Linked DNA regions of Homo sapiens: regions 1 and 2 are each linked to region 3. A link is a loop called in an ENCODE intact Hi-C map of the cell type or tissue named here. Cell type or tissue: ascending aorta. All regions are shown on one strand. Region 1 has its middle 59 kb from the start of ANTXRL. Region 2 holds the start of ZNF488 (zinc finger protein 488). Region 3 holds the start of ANTXRL (ANTXR like).

What was found. Hi-C counts contacts between places; a loop is a spot of excess contacts. Peaks named below come from ENCODE experiments on the same cell type or tissue, not always from the same donor. Only the 100,000 strongest peaks of a DNase experiment are listed, where the experiment ranks them.
Region 1: a loop joins it to region 3, with 4 times the contacts of the local background. A loop is called at or near these places in 3 of 110 quality-filtered maps.
Region 2: a loop joins it to region 3, with 34 times the contacts of the local background. A loop is called at or near these places in 18 of 110 quality-filtered maps.

What each region holds. Positions count from the first base shown.
Region 1 is chr10:46,224,406-46,232,405 of GRCh38, forward strand. It overlaps the pseudogene ANTXRLP1 and the pseudogene AHCYP1. Among named protein-coding and RNA genes, the nearest start is that of ANTXRL, 59 kb to the right of the region's middle. RefSeq lists an enhancer at 3,976-4,630. In ascending aorta, CTCF peaks have their summits at 4,318 and 5,053 (motif pointing left); a DNase peak (open chromatin) is centred at 4,326.
Region 2 is chr10:47,376,812-47,384,811 of GRCh38, forward strand. ZNF488 (zinc finger protein 488) reads right to left here and starts at 7,482. Exons shown (of 2, transcript NM_153034.4): 1 at 7,409-7,482. RefSeq lists an enhancer at 7,389-7,888 and a silencer at 7,451-7,930. In ascending aorta, no CTCF peak of the experiment used is centred here; a DNase peak (open chromatin) is centred at 7,570; H3K4me3 peaks cover 919 bases; H3K27ac peaks cover 475 bases.
Region 3 is chr10:46,280,846-46,288,845 of GRCh38, forward strand. It overlaps ANTXRL (ANTXR like), which reads left to right and starts at 6,152. Exons shown (of 17, transcript NM_001278688.3): 1 at 6,152-6,665. The coding sequence starts at 6,418. LOC105378577 (a long non-coding RNA gene) reads left to right here and starts at 4,005. Exons shown (of 1, transcript NR_160731.1): 1 at 4,005-5,152. RefSeq lists silencers at 2,192-2,341, 3,706-4,195. In ascending aorta, no CTCF peak of the experiment used is centred here; DNase peaks (open chromatin) are centred at 1,775, 2,246 and 3,796; H3K4me3 peaks cover 3,192 bases; H3K27ac peaks cover 2,058 bases.

The sequences.
Region 1 (8,000 bases), 56 kb before region 3:
CACTACCGCTACTGAGAGCCAGGCCTGCATTTCACCTTCCAGCTGCTGTTCTTGCCCAGGCCCTGCCTCTCCTTCTTAAGAGCGAATGGCACCAACTTTGTGATTGGTTTGTCAGCATCCCCCATGGACTCCCCAGGGCCGTTCACTCAGTTTTTGGCTTCTGCTGCACCCCTCATACTATTCCAAGTGAGTCAGGGGAACTGAGAGTCCCCTCCTCAAGCCTGGTCATGGTGGAAGTATGAGGGAGACAGCCACAGGGAACTGTGAGCTCAATGGTCTTGGAACTGCTCACTAAGTCAGTCCTTCCTTAACCTGGATGTCAGCAGTGGAGTCGCAAAGCCCACGTACTTTACCATCTAGGCCTTCACCTGGCCTGTGGACTTATACCCTGTGCTTGGTTTATGGTTCAGTCATTCCTCAGCCCGTGACAGATGAGAAGGAACTGTATTGAAGGGCAAGGAGGAACTGTTTCAATTTTCCTGAGAGCTTGGCTTAATGCTGGACCTTCTCTTAAACCTCGTAACAATGAGATTGGTACTTTCAGTCCCTGTTTCACAGGGATTAGAATACACTCTTAAGGGACAACTGAGAAAGAACAGAGAAGTGACAGCCAGAGGTTGAGAGGGGCCAGAAAAGCATAAAAGCAGGCACAGATCAGCCACCACTTTGTAACAAGAGGGTTCCTATCACAACCTTGGGTCAAAAAGAGAATAATTTGGCTTATAATGTTTATAATGTTAAAAGAAAGCAGGAAGGTAGGTAAATAAAAATCTCAATGCCATTAAAAAAAGAAGGAAAGAAAAAAGAAACAGAGAGGGAGAACACAAAACGGAATGAATGTTTCAATAGATATCTGACCAGGTATGCAAATTACCCAGCCCAGCACAGGCAGAAGCACTAGGCAGTGCTTGAGACATGGAGTTCCCTTCTGCCCCTCTGTCTCCCTCTACATGCTGGGCCTACTCAGGGAATCCTGGTGAGAGATGGAGTTCCCTTCTGCCCCTGTCTCTCTCTACATGCTGAGCCTACTCAGGGAATTCTGGTGTTTACAGAAGGGGTCAGAGGAACTGCATGAAGACCACAGCTTTGTGTAGACACACAAGCTTCAACACAGGCATGTAGATGTGTGGTTGTATATGTGTGCATGCGAGGAGTTTTGCAGTCATGCCTGGTGGGAGTCTGGGGGAGGCTCCTGGCTTCAAAGAGCCCAAGCCATTAGCCCAGGCTTGGAGACTTGAGCTGAGTGATTGGAGGGAGGGGCTGAGCAGCAAGCTCAGGAATAGCCCAGGCCGGCCAGGAGGACAGTTTACCTAACCGTCAGTGGTGAGGGAGCCTCGCCCCAGCCCAGAGCTGGGTCCACTGGCCAGCCAGGTGGAGGGGTTCCTTCAGGCTCTAGTGATGACCTGGCAGGAAGCTGGGGACATGCTCTAGGCTGTTAGCCTCTGTGAGAGGCAGGTGGATACTTCCCCCATATCCCCACTCCTGGTTGCAGATTCTGCACTTGCGGACAGGAACCGAGTGCCCAGTACACTTCTGCAGACAGCTGCTCTGCATTGACTCCTGCTTCCTCCACTTAAAAGTTGTGGGATGTTAAGCAAGTTGCTATAAATTCTCAGACCTGTACTTTCCTAATCTATCAAATGTGAAGAAAGCAAGCCAAGGTCACAAAATATTAGTGAGTCTACAACAATTCACCCGCGGTGATCAGCAGCACATACCCAAGGAGGATAAAAGAAAGTTGATAAAACTCCCCGGTGTTCTGATGTGACGTCCCCACCTCCTAGGACCAAGGGTCTAGCACAGAGTAGAAGCTTAGGATGTATCAAGGCCCCATTGAGCTCTGGGAGTTCTGGCTCTGCCCACTTTAATGATAAATGATCAGAGTGCTGCACTAAGGCAGCTTCACCATTAAGCAGCCATCTGGGAGGGCCTGGTGGTTCAGCTCCCAACTGCGGAAGGGGGCAACCTGGGGAAGTGCACAGGGCTCTGGACTAGAGCCAGAAGACTCAGCTGCTAAAGCCCAGCCCAGCCCTCCTACACTTTCCTACACTTCAACCCACCTGATGCCTCCTCTCTTGGAGGCTCGAGCCCCTGGTGGTGGGTGTGGGGTGGGGGATCTAAGGGCTCACCTTGTCACTAGGCAGTCCCTGTCCCAATCACCTCCATGCCTTTTTGCTGGGGCTTGTGGGTTGACAGTTGAAGTTTCAGGACCCCAGGAAAAGTGCCTTAAATAACACATTCCTGCAAACGGATAGCCATTTATTTTCCCATTGATTGGAGATGGTTGCGGTAGCACATCCTATGTGGGTCTGGTTCCTGCCGTTATTCTCTCCCTCACCATGGTGTTCCCCAGAGGACTCCCTAACAAAAGAAACCTCCTACGTGTACATTTTCCTCTCCAGTCTGTTTCTAAGCCCCTGTGAGGAGTTCAGCTAATACAGGTGTGCAGACTGGGTGTGCACATCTGCCTCCAAAAGTCCCACCAGGGTCTTGCCATGAAGGGAGCCTTCCCTGGTAGGTTAGGAAAACCAGTAGGAGAGCTAAAGCTCCAGGGTCCTTGCCCTCAGTGATTGGTGCCCTAGCGGGGACTGGGCACTGTCCACAAATCTATCCCCAACTCCTTCTTGGATGCACAGCTACTAAATTGTAGCCTCCCCTGCAGCTCAGCGGGCTGTGTCTGAGCTCATGGCAGTGGCAGGTGCACATGCCTGTCACCCAGCCTAGCCCTGCTCCTTCTGTCTGGCTGATAAGAAGCTGATCTCAAAAGAATGCTCTTGCCTGGCAGAGCTTCCCCTGCATATTGAGGTCCCTGAATGACCAACGGAGGCCTGCAGTGCCCCTGGGGGCCTGGACCCTCTCTGTGCCATCCCAGGGGTGAGCAGTGCCCTGGCTTCTTGTGAGCTTCCATGTGGGGCTACTCGTTACCTCACCTGCTCTGGCTCATTCCAGCTCTACAGGGGTGCTTAACGTGACATCCATTGGACTCTCAGAAATGTGTGTTCTTATAGTTCTGGTCTAAAATAAGGAATAAAAATTGCCCACCGTGTTCCCTTTTGTACACTTTGGTTTTGGGCAGCTCTGATGTGAGACTTGTTTTCTGAAATTATGCTGCCCCTCCCCCGAGGAGGGGGCAATGGAACAGTGGCAGCCAAGGAGTAGAAGTAGTTAGTTGGCACCTCTCAGGCATCAAAAGAGTGAGTAAATACTAACACTTCAAACAGATCCTCTAGGAGAGCACGCTGAAATTCACCAGAGACATGATGGGAATCAGACAGCAGAGGAGAGGGAAGCCTGCCGAGCTGGGACCCCCATGGAGCGGAAAGGGGCTCCCTAACACAGGGAAGAGGTGAGCAAGTGAGAGAACCCTGAAATTTCACAACTCCACCATGGACCTTCACAATCCTAGTCACAGGGAGCCCTCTCATTGCCCCCGGGCCTCCAGATGAACACAGGGAGCCTGCTGGAGACTGTGCAGAGGCACTGCTCAAGCCTACATGGATCCCACAGGCTTTTCATCCCTGATCTGCCTGGTGCAGCTGCTGCTGCCTGCCATGGAGGGGAACTGGGCACTTTCGTGTGCCCCAAAGACAGATACTGCAGCTGTGGTAAGGAGGAGTGGGTAGACAAGGCTTCCCTCTGCTGCTCCTCTCTGCCAAACGGGACTTGCCTGCTTTGGTGACAGGCTGCCAGTGCCACCGCCCACCCCTGACTGAGCATGACAGCCACAGCTCACTGTTCCCCTGAGAACCCAACCCCCAGAGGCTGCCCATTAGCCCGTTCCACCACAGGCTTGCCTCTGCTGCCCCAGGCCAGGAAGGGAGCAGGAAGGTCAGGCACCTTCCTGAGCTCCTAACAGCAAAATCCAGCTTTGGGAGAGAAGTGCAAGTGGACCATGAGCCCAACAACTATCATTGCTCATTGCCCCAGCTGAAGATTCCTGCCCTCCTGGGTGAACGGTGCACAGCACAGCCACCCTGCTATGCCTGAACATTGCAGCTGTGGCCTGGAGCCCTTCGGAAAGCCCAGCCCCCACAGTCCTGTGATCTGTTCTCAGGCTCCAGGGGATCAGCCCACCCCTCCCTATCACAGCCAGCACCTGAACTCTGGGCTGACTAGATCCTGGTCCAGCCACATCAGGACTCCTACATGCCATCTAGTGGGTCACTGAGAGGTGTGGGAGTTGGGGAATTACCTAGCCCAGTCCAACATCGCTGGCACCTGACTACCCTCTGGACCTGAGTTTGGGCCCACCCAAGCAGCCAACACTAGCCATGACTCCCACCCACATGGCTGACAGGCAGAGCCATTCTCCCTCTCTCCATGGGGTGGCGGCATTACCACATTGGAGAACAGGCGAGCCATACAACTGCCTGCATTGGGCTGAGTGAAGAATTTCCACCCTGAAGCCACTCCTGCGGAGAGGCACAGGACAGGCATTTTCCACGTCTCTCAGCCACACTGTGGCCTGCAGATAGACCACAGTGTGCATCTGAACTGAGACACCAGCCCCAGAACAGGGGTGTGATAGGGAAGCAGATTGCATTCCTGCCTATCTAGACGTGGAGCCAGTGCAGCCCCCTCATCCCACCACAGAGACCTCTGTGCATGTCATCAGGAGCTCCCCCAGCCACCCCTATCATGGCTGGTGCCTACGCTTATCATTTGGGGTATTTGTGGGAAAGCCAGGGTTCCAGCTCTGCCCAGCTGCAACCTCTCTTCCACCCTCCCAACCTACTCTTAGCAGGAAGCTCAGGGAACCTGGCATTCTGCTGTCCAGTCCATCAGCTGAAACAATAGAGAGCACCTCAGTGAGCAAAGGTCAGATATACACCCATGCGCTTATGCCACAGCCAGTAGTTAGTGAGAATCTCTCAGGCATCAAAATAGTGAGTAAATACTAACACTTCAAATAGATCCTTTAAGAGAGCATGCTGAAATTCACCAGAGACATGACAGGAATCACAGACAGCAGAGGAGAGTAAAGCCTGCACAGCTGGGACCCCCATGGAGCGAAAAGAGGTTCCCTAACACAGAAGTGCCCCCTACTGGCCTGCAGGTTGAACTGCACAGCCCAATAAAAAACAGAAGTGCACAGGGCTGCAGGAGAAAGGCCATAACCCCTACAGTGACACCCTCAAGGCGGGGGGAGGGAGAGATAACAGAGAAAATATCCCACATAAATGAAAATAAATTTGAACATAAGAAGTGTCAGCTCCTCCAGATGAGAAGGAACCAGTGTAAAAATTCTAGCACCATGAAAGATCTGAATGTTGTGACAACATCAAATAATCACACTAGCTCTCCAGCAATGAGCCCCAACGAAAATGAAAACCCCAAAATTACAGATAAAGAATTAAATGTATGGATTGCAGGGAAGGTAAATGAGAGCCAAGAGAAAGTTGAAAACTAACACAAAGAAACCATGAAAGCAAACCAGGAAATGAAGGAAGAGATAAATACCTTTAAAACAACAACAGAACTTCCGGAAATAAAAAATACACTTAAAGAATTTCAAAATACAGTTAAAAGCTTTAATGATCCAAGCAGAAGAAAAAATTTTCAGATCTTGAAGACTGGTATTTTGTTAACATAGTCAGACAAAAATATAGAAAAATGAATTTTAAAAAAGAACAAATAAAGATGGGATTTTCACCAAACCTATAACTTATAGACATTCCTGAGAGAAAATAAGAAAAAGTAAGCAAAGCTGGAAAACATATCTGGGGGAATAATTCAGGAAAATTTCCTTAATCTTTCTAGAGAGGTAGACTTCAAAATATAAGAAACTCAGAATACACCTATAATTTACAGAATGGGAGAACATATTTGCAAATTATGCTTCCAACAAAGGACTAATATCCAGAATATATAAGGAAGTCAAACAACTAAACAGAAAAAACCAAAGAACTTCATTTAAAACTGAGCAAAGGATATGAACACTCATTTCTCAAAAGAAGAAATATAAGCAGCAAACACATGAAAAAATTCTCAACATCACCAATTATTAGAAAAAGGCAAATTAACACCACACTGAAATATCATCTTATACCAGTCAGAATGGCTATTTTTAAAAAGTTAAAAAACAACAGATGTTGGTGTGGATGTAGAGAAAATGAAACATTCATACACTGATGGTGGGAATGTAAATTAATTAAATATCTATGGAAATCAGCTTGGAGATTTTTCAAAGAACTAAAAATAGAACTACCATGTTACTCAGTAATCCAACTACTGGGTATCTATCCAAAGGAAAAGAAATCATTATATAAAAAAAGACATCTGTACTCGTACATTTAACTCAGCACTATTCACAATAGCAAAGTCATGGAACCAATCTAAGTATCCATCATTGGTTGGCCAGATAAATAAAATGTGGTATATATACACTATGGAATATTATGCAGCCATAAAAAAGGAAATTATGTTCTTTGCAGCAACATGGTGGAGGTGGAGGCCATTATCCGAAGCGAACTAACTCAGAAACAAAAAATCAAATACTGCATGTTCTCGCTTATAAGTGGGAACTAAACAATATGTATACATCGACATAAGGATGGAAATAAGGTGGGAAATAAGAGGGTGGGAGGGGGATGAGGGCTGAAAGACTGCCTATTGGAAACAATTTTCAGTATCTGGGTGATGGCTACGCTAGAAGCCCAATCTCCACCAGTACACAATATATCCTTGAAACAAACATGCACATGTGCCCCCTGAATCTAAAATTTAAAAAGGCAGCCCACCTGCAACTCAGTCCACCTGCATGACCAAGGGTTGTGCCCCCTTTTCTCCCTTCACTAGGGTGAGGAGCTTCTGACTGATGCCAAACCAGGGAGATCAACTCAGCTGGAGTGGAGGAGGCAGGGCTGGAGTGGCCCACAGAAGGGTGGCTGGCAAAGTTCCCTCTGCCTGCTCCTACTGTCACTGTTCAACACAGAAAGCCTGGGAGGGTCCCTGTGGGTGGCCAGGGTGGAGGGGTTCTCCCCTCTGATGTCCTCTAAGCTCGCCTTCTTAATCTATGACTTCCTCCCTTGAGGGATGAGGAAGGATGACAGGCCCTAACTTGAGTTCACATTGGCTAAACTCCAAAGGCTCTCAATCCCCATTAACAAACGTATGTTGATTTCACCAGGATCACATACAACTCTTCATGAAATTGCACATGCATTTCTCCTTATGGGGTCTCAGAGCCACAGAGATGGAAAGCAGCATCTTCATGTTTACACATGGGTTAACACAGGAGCACAGGCCAGCTGCAGAGAAGTGGGCTTGAACCTCCCAGGGCAGAAACATAGTTGTCATTAATTAGAGACAACCCAATCTGAGGAAGAGATAAAATCTCTCTACACTTTTAGGTTATTTTAATTCCCTTTCTTTTTCCTATCTATCTATATATCTTTTTATTTATTTATTTATTTATTTATTTATTTATTTTGAGATAGGTTCTCACTCTGTTGCCCAGTCTGGCGTGCAGAGGCTAGCTGCAACCTCCACCTACTGGGCTCAATCAATCCTCCCACCTCAGCCTCCTGAGTAGCTGGGACCAGAGGCAGGCCATCATGCCTGGCTAATTTTCATATTTTGGGTAGAGACGGGGTTTTGCTATGTTGTCCAAGTTGGTCTTGAACTCCTGGACTCAAGCAATCTGCCTGCCTTGGCCTCCCAAAGGCCTCCCATAAGCCACCATGCCTGACTTCCCTTTCTGCCTAATGAAAGCTTCCCCACACTTTTCCTGGTGTCATAAGTATAATGAACATTTTGTCCCTGAGTCTTGAGAGACACACAGTTCCAGGCACCTTGTAAAGTTGCGTTGGCTGCTCTGGCACATTTGTATGTGGCTGTAGGCATTAGGCAGCTGGGCCAGGCAGTCTAGAGCCAGAGGGTGCACTGTCTGGCTGTCCATCCATTTCCACACCTGCACAGACATGTGACCCACCTCTCTGGACCCTGCCTATGGGGCCGCACACAGGCCATGCACCTGCTGGCCAGGCACCAGGCACCCT
Region 2 (8,000 bases), 1.1 Mb after region 3:
GATGTCCTCCAGTGGAAATTATAACCCAGTGCTATTTCCCTCCAGAGCTTGCAGCTCTACCCTTGTGTGCAGACTTGAGGTGACCCTCAAGAAGCAGCCCAGAAAGCAAAACAACTGGGCTGCATCTGCGAGCTGCTCACACCAAAACACCGTCAGGGCTGCCATGCTGACTCGGGTTGCAGAGACCACCTTCAGCAGCCTGCCTGGCCATAGTCAGTGTTGCCGCTATCACCTACTGGACTGTTGGTCCCTGGGGAGAGACAGCCTGTGTTTGATCTATCTCTGCAACCCCCGCAGGGCATCTCAGGAAGAGTGGGGTGGACTGCAGGGTCCCCCTTTGCCCCAGGTTTTTAAACCAGCTGACAGGAAAGGAGGAATACGCGATCTCTACGACAAGAGCAGTCAGATGGCTTGGTTCTGTTTTATGCTACTCAGCATCCTTCCTAACCAAACCCAGTTTCAGTTTGAGAAGCTGCTTATGTGTGCCTGGTACTGGAACTCTCTGAATAGCTCAATCCCGGTCTTTTTTGAGCTTATTTCTCCAGTTCTTCCTCTGACACTGTGATCTACCTGCCACCATAACCTTCTAATTAATTCCTTCTTCACAAAGTTGGCCAGAGTCCATCGCTGTGGTTTGCATCCAAAGAATCCTGATTGCTATGGATGTGACAACTCACCTCAGCTCAGAGCACTATACCTCCAGGACTCTCTCACAGAACAATAACAATCAAACACAGACACTCACACACACACACAGCTGCCACCCAGAGATGCCGGCAATAACAATCTCACACACACACACACACACACACACACACACACACACATGGCTGCCACCCAGAGGAGCCAGCAATAACAATCACACACACACACACACACACACACACACACACACACACACACACACGGCTGCCACCCGGAGGCGCCGGCTCAGCCCTGCCCCTGCACCTGTCAGCATCTAGCAGCAGCTGCCACATTCACAGAGCACACAGGGCTTCTGCCTGCCAGCTCTGACTTAATTCGACTGTGTTTGCACCCTGGTTGAGGGCAGTTTTCCTTCCTTGCTGGTTGCCATACTCATTTTTTCTCCTGACCCTCAGGAGTGCCAGGCCACTTCAGGCACCTGGGGACAGGGGATCTGTAGGCATAGGTGCACAGAAGGACAAAAGTTGGAGCAATGCACATGCAGGCTTGGCAGGATGGGTCTGGCTGTGCCTGGCCCCCACCCCCACACTAAGGGGCTGCCACCCCACCACCTGGCCCTGCCCCTAGAGAGAGCATGTGTAACCTCATCTCCACTCGCCAGAAGTGCTCACTCTTGGTTCTCCCCACACATGGATCCACTCGCTTCTCTGCTCCCCTGGCAGAGCTTCGCGAACTGCCTGCCTGTGCCAAACTGGACCTCCATGGATGGACCAGCTTTCAGCCTCACCCTGGAAGTGCCCACGGTGTGGAAGGGAAGACATGCACTGACCACATGTAAAGGTGGCACCCATGGGGAGGTGGTATCAGCCCTGCTGGGATGCCTTCATCCCTACCCGCTCTCACCAGCCCCACCCTCAAGTTCTGGAAACTAGAACTCAAGCTCTTCAAGTGCCCCCTCCACTGGTGAGAGGTACTGGCAGAACCAGACTCCACTCAGCATTCCAGAATTCTCATCCTTAGAAAATATTTATCCCAGGGCTCAGGGAGAATCTAGGAGTGGATGAGAGCCTCCATGGCTTGCTATGCATAAATATAGCCTGGGCCAAATCAGCTTCTTCCTCTCCCTGCTTCCCGCCCAGCCATGAAAGGATGTACCTGCGTCCAGCCACTTCCTGCAGGAGCTCTCAAGGAGATGAGACAGAGAGCCCAACCCTCTCATGGAGTGAAAGCATGGGATAAATCAGAGAGAAAGCAAGAAAAGTGAACATAAAACCTCACGTTCCCTTTTGTCACAAGCTTTTGACTAGCTCCTGTGGAACATCGCCACCCCGCCTTGCCCTGCAGACCACCCCGTGTGACTTCATGAAGAGGACGCAAACCACGTGGTGCAGCAGGCTCCACACCACTCCTGATGCCCTTTTTGAGTGGATTCCTCAGAGGGGGTGCCTGACGTCAGAGGTGAATGTCGGCCAGTGTCTCCCAAAGAGGCAGAGGCAGAAACATCACTCCTCTCTGTGTTCCCGAGCAAAGCACTCAACCTCTCTGAGCCTCAGGTTTCCATCTGTAAAATGCGCTCTGGCTAAGCTGTCTCTCCAGGCCATCCCAGACCTACTCATGTATGACTAATTGGAAGAAACCAGTTCTCCTTTACAGCAGGATGGAACATTTGCTATCAGGATGCTTCAGGGTATCAGAATAGAAGTTACCATTTATCGGCTACGTAAGTATCTACATGACAAACAATAGTATTAACAAATGAAATAAGGCACCTTGTTCATTTCATTTTCATAAAAACCATATGAGGGAAGCTATGTGTCTCAATTCAGATGCACTTATCTCCAATCTGCCAAATGCCATCCCGATAAACTCAGGGCAGCATCTCAGCTTTCAGAGACCACTGTGGATCCTGACACCGCCAACTGCTGAATTAAATATCCCACCCAGCTTCACACTCCATCAATGTTAACATCCAGATCTTAATAAGAAGGAGCAGGAGGATGGAGAAAATGAGGAGATGAAACTAGGAACTAGCTGGGGACCTTTCATCCCACCTGGGACCCTGGAGGGTCACCGCTGTCGCATGCATCAGCACTGCATGGAGTAAGGTCAGTAAGGCCAGGGCACAGCACGTCCTCCAGAACCCCAACAGAACAAGGGCCAGACCGAAGACCTGCAAGGTGGAAAATGACGTGAGGCTGGCATGACTTGTCCCCAGGGAGCCCCCGCCAGCTCCTCATGCACGTCTCTCCTTTGCCCACAGACTCACAGCCTTCTTCTTAGTCTAGGATCTTTCCCAGGGCCAACATCAGATTTGAGTCTCTTCCACCTCCGGGCTTCATTTCCAACACCTCTCAGACAGCACCTCAGATGGGGGTATCTCATTCCAGGTCATGCTATACCCTGGCCAGGGCATTCTCTTGGTCAGAGCCCTGAGCACACACACTGCAGCCCACGCTACGTGGCTCCTGCTTTCCTCCGGGAACCTGCCTGCGCCCTTTGCACCTGCAGATCCTCCTCTGTCCAGACCGCTGTGGGCACAGTGGAGCTGTGCCTTCCTCCCCTTCACAGACACCAGCTGCCCTAGACGGCGATGGATCTATGAAGCCCTTGTTCTCCTTGCTCCGAACATGATATGAAAAGATGCTTTGTGGTCGTCAGCTCTCCTCAGTAGGTTCAGTTCACACCCGGGCTCTCACCCCCTGACACTCTTTACTGGCCCTCGTCACTCTGTCATTGTGAGTGTCCTGGGAAGGGCTCCTCTTGTTCTCCTTGGCTCTTGTCCCTCTGACCTCAGCAAGACATCTTTCTGAGCCACACAGATGTCTCTCATTGCCACCCCATGTCTTTCCTACTTGAAAAAAACAGATTTAATTCCAGGACTCACCCACCACTTTCAGAGCCCTCAGATCACGTGAATCACAGAAATCAAGTGATGATCTTTGAAACTTTCTGAAACTGAGCTCCCCAAGTCTACAGGGGATCTAACCATGCCTGGCCTTCCCCACCAACACAGAGCACATCTCCCAAAGGCTTCCAACCAACCTGGGCCATCAACCAGGGTCCCCTGTTGCCCAACTCAGCAAGTGCTGCATCCTGGGAGATGAAGCCTCGCCCACCCCACAGTGTTAAGAGCTTGTGGTTCTCGGTTTATCACCCATCCTCTGGTGACTGCACACTGATCATTCACTCATCTGGGAACCACTGGCCACATTCTCCCACATTATCACCTTGACCAGGTTGTCTCAGGTAACCTTCGAGCCTTCCATCCAAATAGATGTTAAGTGCACGGGCTCCACGGTTGGAGGCCAGCTCTGCTGTATCCAACCTGTGACCTTGGGCAAGGCGTGGGTCCCCTCCAGGCCTGTTTTCTGATCTATAAAGAGGGTCACCTTGGTGTTTTCTTCACTGGGTTGTGGGAAAGATTAGAAGGATTAATATAGAGAAAGTGCTAAGGAACCTGGCTCAGTAAACATTAGGGGTATCACTTCTTATCGCACTGAGTGCAAAGGGACAGAGTCCACTCCATGGCAGCCTTCCCATTACTCCTGAGCTCTCAGGGACCAGTGCATAACAGTGTTTAATAAATGACCAAACAGCCTGGGCATTTTTCTCCTTCCTGCTCCACCTACAGAAGAAAGAACTCTTGGCAAACATCTGGATAACCTCTTTTTCCTGGGATGTCTGAAGTCACTCCCTAACCCAAGCCAACTGGCCAGCCTCAAGCTGTTCTGAGCTGCAGGTCAGGCACCAGATCTTATTCAGAGACACCATGTACCCCCACCCGCTCCCCCCAAGCAGTGCTTTGCTGCATCTGCTTTTCTCTTCAGTTAAAACACACAAGAGCAGAAAATACCTCCTGTCTTCTAATCCTTTGGTATCCCTAGTCTCTGCAGAAGCTTCCCAGACCCTTTTGGAAGATTCCAGAGGACAATCATCTACGGGCCTTTTCTGCATTTGGATTGTGAGGTCCTGGGGTTTCCTAAGAAAGGGAATACACCTGTTTCCAGGAATCCTCCTGGCTCTGGCACACTGAGGAAATTAAACACTGAAGGTGATCCAGGCTTTCCCAGAGGCTGGCTGGTGGCACTGGGGAGATGAGCAATTCCTGGTCAGCCCCTACAGGCTCTGTGGCCAGCTACGCCTGGACCCCTCTAGCAGCAATGCCTGCTGCATTCGAGGAAAGCCAAGTGCAGGAGACTGCGAACACAGCCAGTACCCATGGAAGCAGGGAGAGTGGCCCTAGTGCAACATAACTTGGCCACGTCGACCCTCATAGGGGTGGATGTGATCTCATCATCCACTCAGATGTCTGAGACTGTGCAGAAGCAGGGCCAGTGAAAGCAGAGGGCAGATCCAATGCTTCAATGGGGCCCTGCTGTGCAGATTGAGAGTCTGCCATGAATATGACTGAGGATGGCCAGGACATAGAACAGGGAGCAGTGTTCTGCCAAACAATGCCAATAGGCAGTGGCTGGTGCTGTGTGGAGTGATATTTTAGACGTTATATTTGCCAGGGCTGCAGCAACATGGAAGTCACATAAAGGGACTGAATTAGCCCTGGTCACTCAGGCGCCAGGGCACTACTTGTGTTCCAAATCAACCCTGCCACTACCTGCCTGAGCTCAGACAAACACTCTGGGCCTCCATCTCTTCATAAGTAAAACAAGAATGGTGATCTTCACTTCAGGCACTCACGGACAGGACTCAACAGGGCTCTGTGCATGCCAGATAGCAAGAGCACAAGGAACAGCAGCTCTTTTCCTGATACAACTAGAGAATAAAGGTGGAGCCTGAGACAGTGGTCCCAATTCCACTGGCAGCCTTCAGGCAAAAAGTCCATGATTTTACCTCAGCTATTCCTTCCGACCTTCCCAGGTTCCAACAATAGCATCATCTAAGGATAAAAAGACAATGATGTTCTTATAGAGGCACAGACCACTAATGAGGAAAAATAAGTTTAAAAATATTTAAGTTTGTCTTTTTTTTTAAATAATTGGTGTGATTATATGTTTCAAACAAAAGTTGCCACCTCTTGGATGTCTGAAAAGAAATCTGCCAAGCAAAGCAGACACGATGATTCTAAATCATTTGCAAAGTCTTTTATCCCTCCCCCCAGAATCCGCATATGTTGGGGATCAGGGATTAGATATAAAGGCAATTTAACTTTTTAAACCAGAAAAAAGCCTCACAAATCACAGTTCCATGCACATACCTATGAATTTGTCCAAAATATCTAGCATATGCAAATTCTTTCACTGAACACACTGCAATGCACCTTCATCATACTTAATTTCTGTTTAATTCTGTGTGATTTATCTACGGCCAAATTTCCATTTCTGTATCAATCAAAAGTAAATTAGTTGAATTTTCATTAAAGGTCATAATAAACTACAATATCATGTTAACTTATTTCCAAGAAGTGAAAGCTTCAACCTTTATTGGTAATTAAGATCTTTACAAACAAACAAGGGCTCTTTTATAACTTAGTGCATATATATTATGTATTTGTGTGTGTTTGAACATATAAATATGTATGTGTCATAAAATATCATTAAAAACTAAATCACATATCTCTGATAAGATTACATTGTAACCAAGAAACAAAAAATTGCCTCGATATAGTTCTATTTTATCCCTCAAAAAGAATGAGACTTGATTTTCTAGAGTTCGTCCCTTATGCATCTACGACAATCTTTGATACTAACAGGAAATATTTTCCCCTTGGCCCTCCTATCTAATGTACATAAAATCATTACTTTCAAATGCCATAATTACTGCCATAAAATGTCTAATGTCTCCCTCAGGAGTAATTAATTTCATTTCTGTACATCAGTGGCATTGGCAACTACATATTTTAGAAATTTACTGTTAATTTCTTATTTCCAGGCTCCCTCAAATGTTTCAAAGCCCTGGCCTCCCACTGTCTTCCTACAACCCTGCTCTGAATCCTGTCCCCTCCCTCCCCTGCACCTGGCATTGCATAGCCTGCCCAGAAGGCAGGTGTGGGTGGGAACGCCCCCTAAATGCTTCTGCAAGGCTTAGCTTCCTGCTGTGCTGTCTGTGTCTATTAGTAAAGGCAAAATGTCAAGGAAAGGATTCAATCAACCCCTTGTCTCTAAAACCAGGTATGTTCTTTTAGCTCATTCTAAAAACTCATTATAATGTGATCATTTGGTATTGTTTTGTTTCCCAGGAAAGGCAGTGAACAGGATACATGTCCAGATCTTTGGATATAATCTGTTGGAGAAAGGATCTGGGGCTGATGCATGGTTCTTACCCTACTGCCCAGCGCAAGCCCGGGCTGAGAATAACAGCAACACAGGATAAACCCCGGGAGAGACAGTGGGAGGGAGGAAAACAACTGCAGCCTGAAAGTCACCCTAGGAGAAAAATTCATAGGCAGAATTCTTGAGTGCTGAAAAAACAGGGGGGAGAGGGAGAAGGTAGGGGAGAAGAATAAACAAAGAGAGGAAAAGAGAGAGGGAGAGAGACTGACACAGAAGAAAATGAAAACAGGAAGACAATAAAGAAGAGATAGAGGAGAAAAAGTGAGAGAAGAGAAAGGGAACAGAAACGGGGATGGGACTCGGAGACGACGTGGGAGAGAGAGGAAGCTGGCGACATTGGGAAGGAAAGGACCCCACAGTCAAAGGCAGGACTCAACAACCCTGTCCTGGGGAAAGGCTGATGTGGAAGTGAGATGGACCCCGCCGCCCGCGCCCGCTCGCGGCTCTGTCCCTGCAGACAGGAGGGTGCGCCTCACCTGGGCTCTCTGGAGATGTGGAGCAAGAGGTGCTGGTGCAGCACAGCCTCCTCCCGGCCAAGAGCACTGCGCGTGGCTCTGAACTTGGCGCCGGAGCCCTGAGGGCGGCCAGATCCCGCCCCCAAGCCGCTCCCGCCTTCGGGGCGTGGTCTCGGCGTCGCCCACCCCCAGGGAAGCTCCAGCCTTCGGGGCGGGGCTTGCGGGTGGGCGGCCCCGGCAGGGGAGGGTGCCGCTGGCCAAAGAACTCACAACCCCGGGAGAAAACCCCCTTCTGACCCTCTGGGCTGCCCGGCCCTTCCCCGGCTCAGCTCCGCGGAGATGCCCCCAGCTGGCTTGGTCAGGGCCGGGCGCCATCGCCTGCGGGAGGGCGAGGGCGTTCTTTGGAGGCGGTGCCTGCTCTCGCCTACGCCCTCTGGTCCTGGGCGCCCGACCTCTCGCTCCTGGGCCCGCGGGGCCTCGGCGATGCGGGCGAGGGCTGCGCGCGGTGCCTGCGGCTCCAGTCTGCGCCGAGGACCCCCACGGCCTCCTGGCCCTCCTTCCCCCAGCAGCCTGGCGGCCGCTCGATCGGCACCTCCCCCCGCCGGAATCGCCC
Region 3 (8,000 bases):
GCAGACAAATTTTGACTTTAAATGGCAAGTTAAGTACATTGTGGGGAGCACGAAACTGCACCAATCAGATCTCTGACTGTGGGGAGTAGGACTAGGGGAAGGGAGTGTTTTGGGAATCCACTCTCTACCACCACAATGGGCCACCACATTCACAGAAAGACCACATCCCTCACAGGCTTCTTTTAGCCAGAGGCCAGCAGGGATATGAAAACAGGCCCATGCCTAGGAAATCTCAGACTCCTCAGATGGCTCAAGGTCTCCCAAGCTGCTTGGATAAACTTTCCTGGAAGTGGTCTCCCTCTGAAATTATTCTATCCTTTTATTTTCAGAAAACTCCCCATATTGGTGATGGTCATTATTTTCCGTACCTAGCCACTCACCTTAATCAGTGTGTTCCCAGCTTCTTTGCTCACCGTCATTTCTTGAACTCCACTCTTCCAAATTGTTTCCTTCTTTCTGAAATACATTCTTATCCTTTCATCAAGGTTGTACAGGTTGTAAACTCACACTTTGCACATCTGACAATACCTTCATTTTGTGCTCACACTTGATTTATATTCCAGATAGATACAGAATTCTATTTTTGAGGCACCCAAGGACATATCACTGGTGGCTGTGGCAACTTTATCATTGGTTTCACCACCAGTCTTTCCTGGGTAATCTGTGTTTTGAGTTTGGTGACTTTCAAATTGTTTTCTTTGTCTCTGATGTTCTGCATTTCGGATTTGATGTCTCTCTCTATTCCTCAATGTTCTCTCTTCCATAAAAGAAAAGTTTTGCTTCAGGACTGTCAGAGGCAGTCAAACCAGAACGACTCCATTTTGAGTGAGGGCTAGGAAAATGAGGCGGGGACTTGCTGGGCTGCGTTCTCAGAAAGCTAGGCATTCCTCGCCTCTAGATGTTCACAGTTAAGGGAACAAATTAATAATGTTTACTAAACAGACCCAGACTTGGGAGTATCCAGATATCAAGATATCTGGAGAACAACGGCATTCCTAATTTTGCTTTAAAGATAATATTGATGCTTGCAAAATAGAGTAATTAAGAAAATGAATCCTTTATCACAAACCCTTTTGCAGAGCACATCTCCCCATCTACACAAGCGTTGTACCTAGGATGGGGGCTTTACTCCTCTTACTTTCGGGAACGTCCCACTCTGTCTATGGAGTAGCTGCACTTTGACCACTTGACTTTCTTAATAAACTTGCTTTTGCTTTGCACTGCAGACTCGCCCTGAATTCTTTCTTGCGTAAGATTCAAGAACCCTCTCTTGGTGTTTAGATGGGGACCCCTTTCCTGTAACAGGACCATCTCTAAGGTTTGATATATGTTCTGAACCCAACTTCCCCCTCATCAGACTTATGTTTGTCCTTGAGGATCTCATCTTTGCAACAGACCCTCCAAAGCCTTGGAGAGAAACTCAGCGCTTCCTCACGGTATCTCCGCGCACCCACTCACCCCTACCACGTCAGAACACCCACTGAGTGACGGAATTAATCAATGAGGGAGCAGGGACTCGGGGTGGTTTTCCTTTCAGTACTTGAAGAATTCTCCCTTCTCCAAAGGAAGCTACTTTGCACCCTACGCTCAAGCAATGTGACCCATGCACACTTGCCTGCAACAGCACCAAGAACTGCAATTACCTGAGACTCTATCCCATCTACCCTCACTCCACCACTGCAGGGGAAAGCCCAGGTCCTCCGAGTCCCAGCGCAGTCTCCACCCACCCCACAGTCATTCCGTCCAGACCACGGCCCTTCTGCCCTGGCCCCCTGCCACCCTCCAGGGGCAGTTAAGTCCCTGGACACCTCTATGTTCTAAGGGTCGCGGAGCCCCCCTTCCTGGCAAAGTGCTGCGCGGTCACAGCTGGGGCGAGGGGAGCGGAGGTGTCGGGGCGCTCCTGGAGGATCTGGGCTACTTGGGCCCTGGGGAGGTGCCGCTAGCGGGGCCGCCAGGTCGCGCGGGGAGGGAGAGCCGGGAGGCCACGGAGGTCCTCCGCGAAGAGGGAGCCACAGGCACGGGGCGCATCGCCGCGGCCCCCCTGGCGCAGGAGTGAGAGGTCGGGGAGCCTAGAGCCAGAGGGCCGCAGCGAGAGCTGGAGCCGCCTTCAAGGGATGCCCTCGCCCTCCCGCAGGCGCCGGCGCCCGGCCCAGCCCGAGCCATCAGAGGGCTGTCCGCCGAGCTGAGCCCGGGGAGGGCTGGGCTGCCCAGCTGATCAGAGGCTTTCTCCCGGATTGCGAGTTCTCTGGCCCGCGGCACCCTCCCGCGCGGGGGCCGCCCACCCACAAGCCCTGCCCCGAAGGCGTGTGCGGCCAGGAAGGCGGGGCCTGGTGTCCTCAGGGCTCTGGCGCCAAGTTCAGAGCCGCGCGCTGGGCGCTTGGCGGTGGCGGCCGCGTCTGCACCTCCTCCCTGCGCGCCGCCTGACAGTCTGGAGAGACAACTTAGCTTGAGCCCATTTTACAGATGGAAACCCGAGGCTCAGAGAGGTTGAGTGCTTTGCTCAGGGTTACTGAGAGGAGTGAGGTTTCTGCATCTGCCTCTTCGGAGGCATTGGCTGAAATTCATCTCTGATGTCAGGCACCCCCTCTGAGGAATCTGCTCGGAAAAGGCATCGGGAGCTGCAGCACGTGGTTTGCATCCTCTCCATGCAACAAAGGACCTAGACTTCCAGGAGTCACAGGGTAGTCTGCAGGGCAGGGTAGAGATGTTCCACAGAAGCTGGTCAAAAGCTGGAATATCATTAAAGATCACAATATACCACAACATCAGGTTCCATTATTTCTGAGGAGGCAAAGCAACTACATATTTTAGAAATTTACTGTTAATTTCTTATTTCCAGTCAGTCTCACCCAAATGTTTCAAGTGCAAAGCCCTGGCCTCCCACTGTCTTCCCACAACCCAGGTCTGTATCCTGTCCCTTGCCTCCCCTGCACCTGGCATTGCACAGAAGGTGTGGGTGGCAATGTCCCCTAAAAGCTTCTGCAAGGCTTAGCTTCCTGCTGTGCTGTCTGTGCCTCTATGAGTAAACGCAAAATGTCAAGAAAAGGATTCAATTGTCTTGTATCTAAAACCAGGTATTTTTTTCAGGTGACCCTGAAAATTCAGAGATTTATAATTTGATCATCTATGTACTTTTTCCCAGGAAAGGCACTGAACGGGTTACATGTGCAGATCTTTGTATATACTCTGTTGGAGAAAGGATCTGGGCTGAAGACGCCAGCACCTAGCACAAGCCCTGGATGAGAATAATGGGGCACTACAAGATGAACAGAGAGAGGGCTGGGGCGGGGAGGGGTGGATGCAAACGATTATGGCCAAGAAGTCACCTTAGGGGAAAAACATAAGAAGAATTCTTGCTTGCAAGAGAGAAGGAAGCCTATAGGGAGAGTGAGGGGAGAGGCCGAAAGAGAGAGAAGGAAAAAGGATAAAAGAGAAATAGCCAACAAGGCGGACACAAGAAAAAGGGAGAGATGAGAGAAACAGGAGAGGACAAGGAGACAAGAAGCAGAGAGGCAAGAGACAGGGACAGCAATGGGACTCGGAAAGGACATGGGAGAGAGCTGGAGGAAGCTGACAGAGGGAAGGGAAGAACCCCCCGCCGTCAAAGGCAGGACTCAAGAACGCTGCCTTTCGTGCAAGTGAGATGGGCTCCGCTGCCCGCGCCCGCTTGTTCTCGGTCTTGGCCGACCTGAGGGTGCGTCTCTCCCGGGCTCTCCAGAGGCGCGCAGGGGGGGAAGTGCAGACGCGGCCGCCACCGCCCAGCCCAGGGCGCGGCTCTGAACTTGGCGCCAGCGCCCAGAGGCCACCAGGCCCCGCCTTCCTGGCTGCACCCGCCTTCGGGGCGGGGCTTGCGGTTGGGCGGCTCCGGCGGGTAGGGCGTCGCGGGCCAGAGAAACGGCAACCTGGGAGAAACCCCCCTATTGATCCGTTGGGCGGCCCGGCCCTCCCCCGGCTCAGCTCCCCGGAGCCACCCCCAGCTGGCTCGGACCGGGACTGGCGCCTGCGACTATGCCTGCGGGAGGGCGAGGGCGTCCTTTGGAGGCGGTTCCCTCTCACGCCGCCGCCCTCTGGCTCCTGGGCCTGCCGGGTCTCGGCGATGGGCGAGGGCTGTGCCCGGTGCCTGCGGCTCCCTCCGCGCCGTGGACCCCCGCGGCCTCCCGGCCTTCCTTACCCCGGCGGCCTGGCGGCCCCGCGAGCTTCACCTCCCCAGCATCCGAATCGCGCAGCTCCTCCCGCGAGCGCCCGCCGCCTTCGCTCCCCAGGCCCCAGCTGAGACCGCCAGGAAGGCGGGCTCCTCGACCCCAGATCATAAGAGGTGTCTGGGAACTAAGGGTGGGAGGGGGCCAGGGTAGAAAATGTCAGTTCAAGTACGTTAAAATTAAGAACTTAGGCTTTGTTTAAAAAACAATAAATGAAGTGAAAAAAACAAGCCACAGAGTAAAAGAAGATACTTGCAGCAAGTGATAAAGGATTAGTATCCAGGATATATAAAGACTGTTATTGAGTCAATGTGAAAGAGAAAAACACCTGAAGCAAAGAATGGATGCCGGCATTAAATAGGCACTTCAAAGAGGAACCATGAACGACCAAAATCAAGTGAGTAGGTGACCAGTTCCCATTAGTAATTAGGAAATAGCAAATTAAGACCACAAAGAGGGCAGTGAGGGTGGCTCACACACCTCTAATCTCAGCGCTTGGGAGTCCAGGGCCAGAGGATCCCTTGAGGCCAGGAGGTGGAGTCTAGCCTGGGAAACATAGCAAGACCCTGTCTCTACAAAAAAATAAATAAATAAAATAAGAAAAAAGTAAACCACAAGGAGATGACTTACCACCAGGCAAAAATATTAAAGTATGCTAATACCAAGTATCAAGAAGAATGAAGCAAGATAGCTCAAATATGCTTTTGAAGGAAATATACTGGGCTTCATTCATTCTGAAATACCCCTTATTTAAGATACTCTATTATATTAAATACAGTTCCAAAACAAAAGAAATCAAAGAACAAAAAACTAACCCAATACTTTTATCACTTGTAATTTGTATATTACACATATTGAAAGATATATTTTAGACTTATTAGAGAACGATTTTTAATTGGATATCACTCTTGTGCATACAAAATAAAATAAAATTGATTAAGGTGTTTCTAACAGTTACAGTCTGACTTTTCTGAGTCCTGTTTGAGTCTCACTCATTGGTGCCTACGTCTTTCCACACACTGTAACCTCTCTGCTATTCAAAGCGTTGGTCATACAGCAGTTTTGACACTGGGATGTGAACCTGTCCACATTCTTTCCCTAGAGAGGGGGCCTGTGTTCCTGCCCATTGACTCTTGGCAGCTGTGACTGCTTGGACCAATAGAGCACAGTGGAAGTGACACTGTGTGACTTCCAAGGTGATGTCATAAAAAGCTCTACAGTTTCTGCCGTGCTCACTGAAAATACTCACTCTTGGACCTCTGGGCCACCTGTAAAAGCCCAAGCACCCTGAAGCTGCCATGCTGGGAGGAAGCCCAGGTCACACGGGGAGGCTACATGCAGGGTCTCCATTCACAGTCCCAGCTGAGCCCAGGTTTTGGGCCCTCCTGCCTAGGAGCCACACTTGTGAGTGGAGCAGCCTCCAGATAATTCCAGTGCCCAATCCTTCAAGTTATGGGGCCCCAGACATGAGGAGCCCTCCTAACTCCGCCCTGAGTGCCTGATCCTCAGAACCTGTGAGCATAATAAAATGGGCCTGTTCTGTGTCCCTAAATGTAGGTGGTCTGTTACACAGCAGTAGAGAACCGGAATGTCCCTCATTCACAAAGACTCTGGCAACACTGCAGTTTCCATCTCCTTCCCGAACTGCCATCTCCTGGGGGACTTCAGTGTCACACAAATAACCTCCCATTGCCAACACTCTGGCCTCCCAGTCCTTGACCTCCTCACCCACAGCAATGTCCTCACCTAACTCACCTGGGCTAACTCTTCCAATGAACAAACAGCAGGGTCTAGTGGTTTTAAGGGACACTGTGAGGGCTGTTATAAGGGAAATGGAGGCTTCCTCTTGTAGCCCCTCCAAAGGTCCTGTGCCTCCCCCTGATGTTGTCAACATGCAGGACATTGGGAAGAGCTGCAGGTCACAAAGTCACCATGTCAACCTTCCTGTCAACCATAACAGAGAATTCTGTCCCCAGGGTGGGGGAAGGGCCAGGCAGGTAGCTGGAAGCAAGTCTCCCAGAGCCAGCTGCTGACCCTAGTCCCTGCGATCTGGGGAGGTACCTGGTGGAGGGCCATAGTGTGCACTGGTGAAAGGGCAGGAGGAGGGGTGTGGCCCCGGGCATAAGGGGAGGCGGCAAAGAAGGGGCCTGTGCTCAGCCTCTCTGGGCCCTGGCACAGGCACCCAAGAGTGAGGTGGGGTCACAGGGACAGCCAGATAATGGGGAGCCATGAGTCCCTGGGGCCCTACTTCCTGGTCTTCCTGCTGCTGCTGCTGCTTCCTCCACCGCTTTTTAGAGCAGGAAGCCTTCGGTACCATGGACCTGACTGGAGAATATTTCACCGCCTGGCCCTGGGCTCCAGGAGAGCCCACCACCACCATGGCCCAGGATGGAGGCAGCACTGGCGCCAGGGGCAAGCAGGTCACAGATGCCAGGGCTCATTTGACCTCTACTTCATCTTGGACAAGTGAGTGTCCCTTCTAGCTCTGGCCCTGGGTCACCCTCAGGAGCCACTGTCTCTTTTTCACTAGGGACAGGACACCACTCAAGGAGATGCAAGCTTCCGTCACAGAAGCAGGGCCAAACTTTGGTCAGACCAGACCTAGGCCTCCTGTTTTTCTGAGGCAGAAAGAATGCCCTGGCTTTCTTTTCCCTGGTGCTTCATCTCCTGGATGAGGAAAAAAGCCACCAAAGGGGTTCTGGACGATTCCCTACCCCTCCATCAGCTGGGTCAGCATCCTCATCCTCACGCTGCTGCAACAGATGATTGCTCGGACCTGCCTCTCAGCAGTTCTCAGATGCTCACTGCGGATGTTTGGGGTTTCTGTGTTGTTTTGCTTGTTTGTTTTTTCACGCAAATGACTTCTATTTTACTGGGCCCCACAGAGATTGCTTTGTTGCCTGTGTTGGGCATTCTAATGTCACTGCTTAGAGAAGGCCTTTGGTTGGCTGCTTCTAAGTGCCTCTTCTGCAACTTGGAGAGCCACGCGATAGTTCCTACACTTTCAGAACAGTTTGGTCTGTTTCAGGCTGGCCCTGGGGAAGCTGGGCTACGTATTAGGCACCTTCTGGCTCACCAGGAAAGAAAAGAGGCAAATGTTCAGCTTTGGAGAGATTGCCTTGGTTCCCTTTCCTGCTCCTCCTGCTGGGTGGTAATACTCTGTGCTTATTCAGTAGCAGCAGTGGTGCAATCTTCAGGAGAATGTTGCAGCACTTTCTGGCCTCCAAAGCCCTTCCCCTGCACTCCTGGCACCTCACCACAATCCTGGGCTGTGAGTAGTACAGGTATTTTTCTATCTGGTTCCTGGACAAGGGTGGCTCCTGGAGGTTGGGGAAGCATCCAGAGACAGCTAGTGTGACAAGACTCCGGCTTCCTGTGCTGCACACTTTCCAGCATCGCAGGTTGAAATTCCTCTGATTTTTCTCATTCCTCCTGGATACTAATGGTTAGGGGACGTGTACCCCAGCCCACCAATTCCCATGGTTTCTGACTGTTCTGCTACTCTTGGGGAAGGAGCAACTCAGTTCTGGAGACAGGCAGAGTCCACTCACTAGCCACATAGTCTTGGGCAAGTTGCTTCATCATTCTGTGCCTTCGTGTCCCCCATCTGTAAAAAGGGTATCTTCATTTTCACCTTGCCAAGTGTGATGAGGATGAAGGGAGAATTTGCAGGTCAGAGGCGATGACAGAGGATGGGGATGAAGGGACCTGCCAGGCAAGGCAGAGCCACAGGCTAGAAACTCACAGGAACTGCAGAGGCCCTGATGTAATCCCAGACAGACTGGATGAGGGGGAATGCAG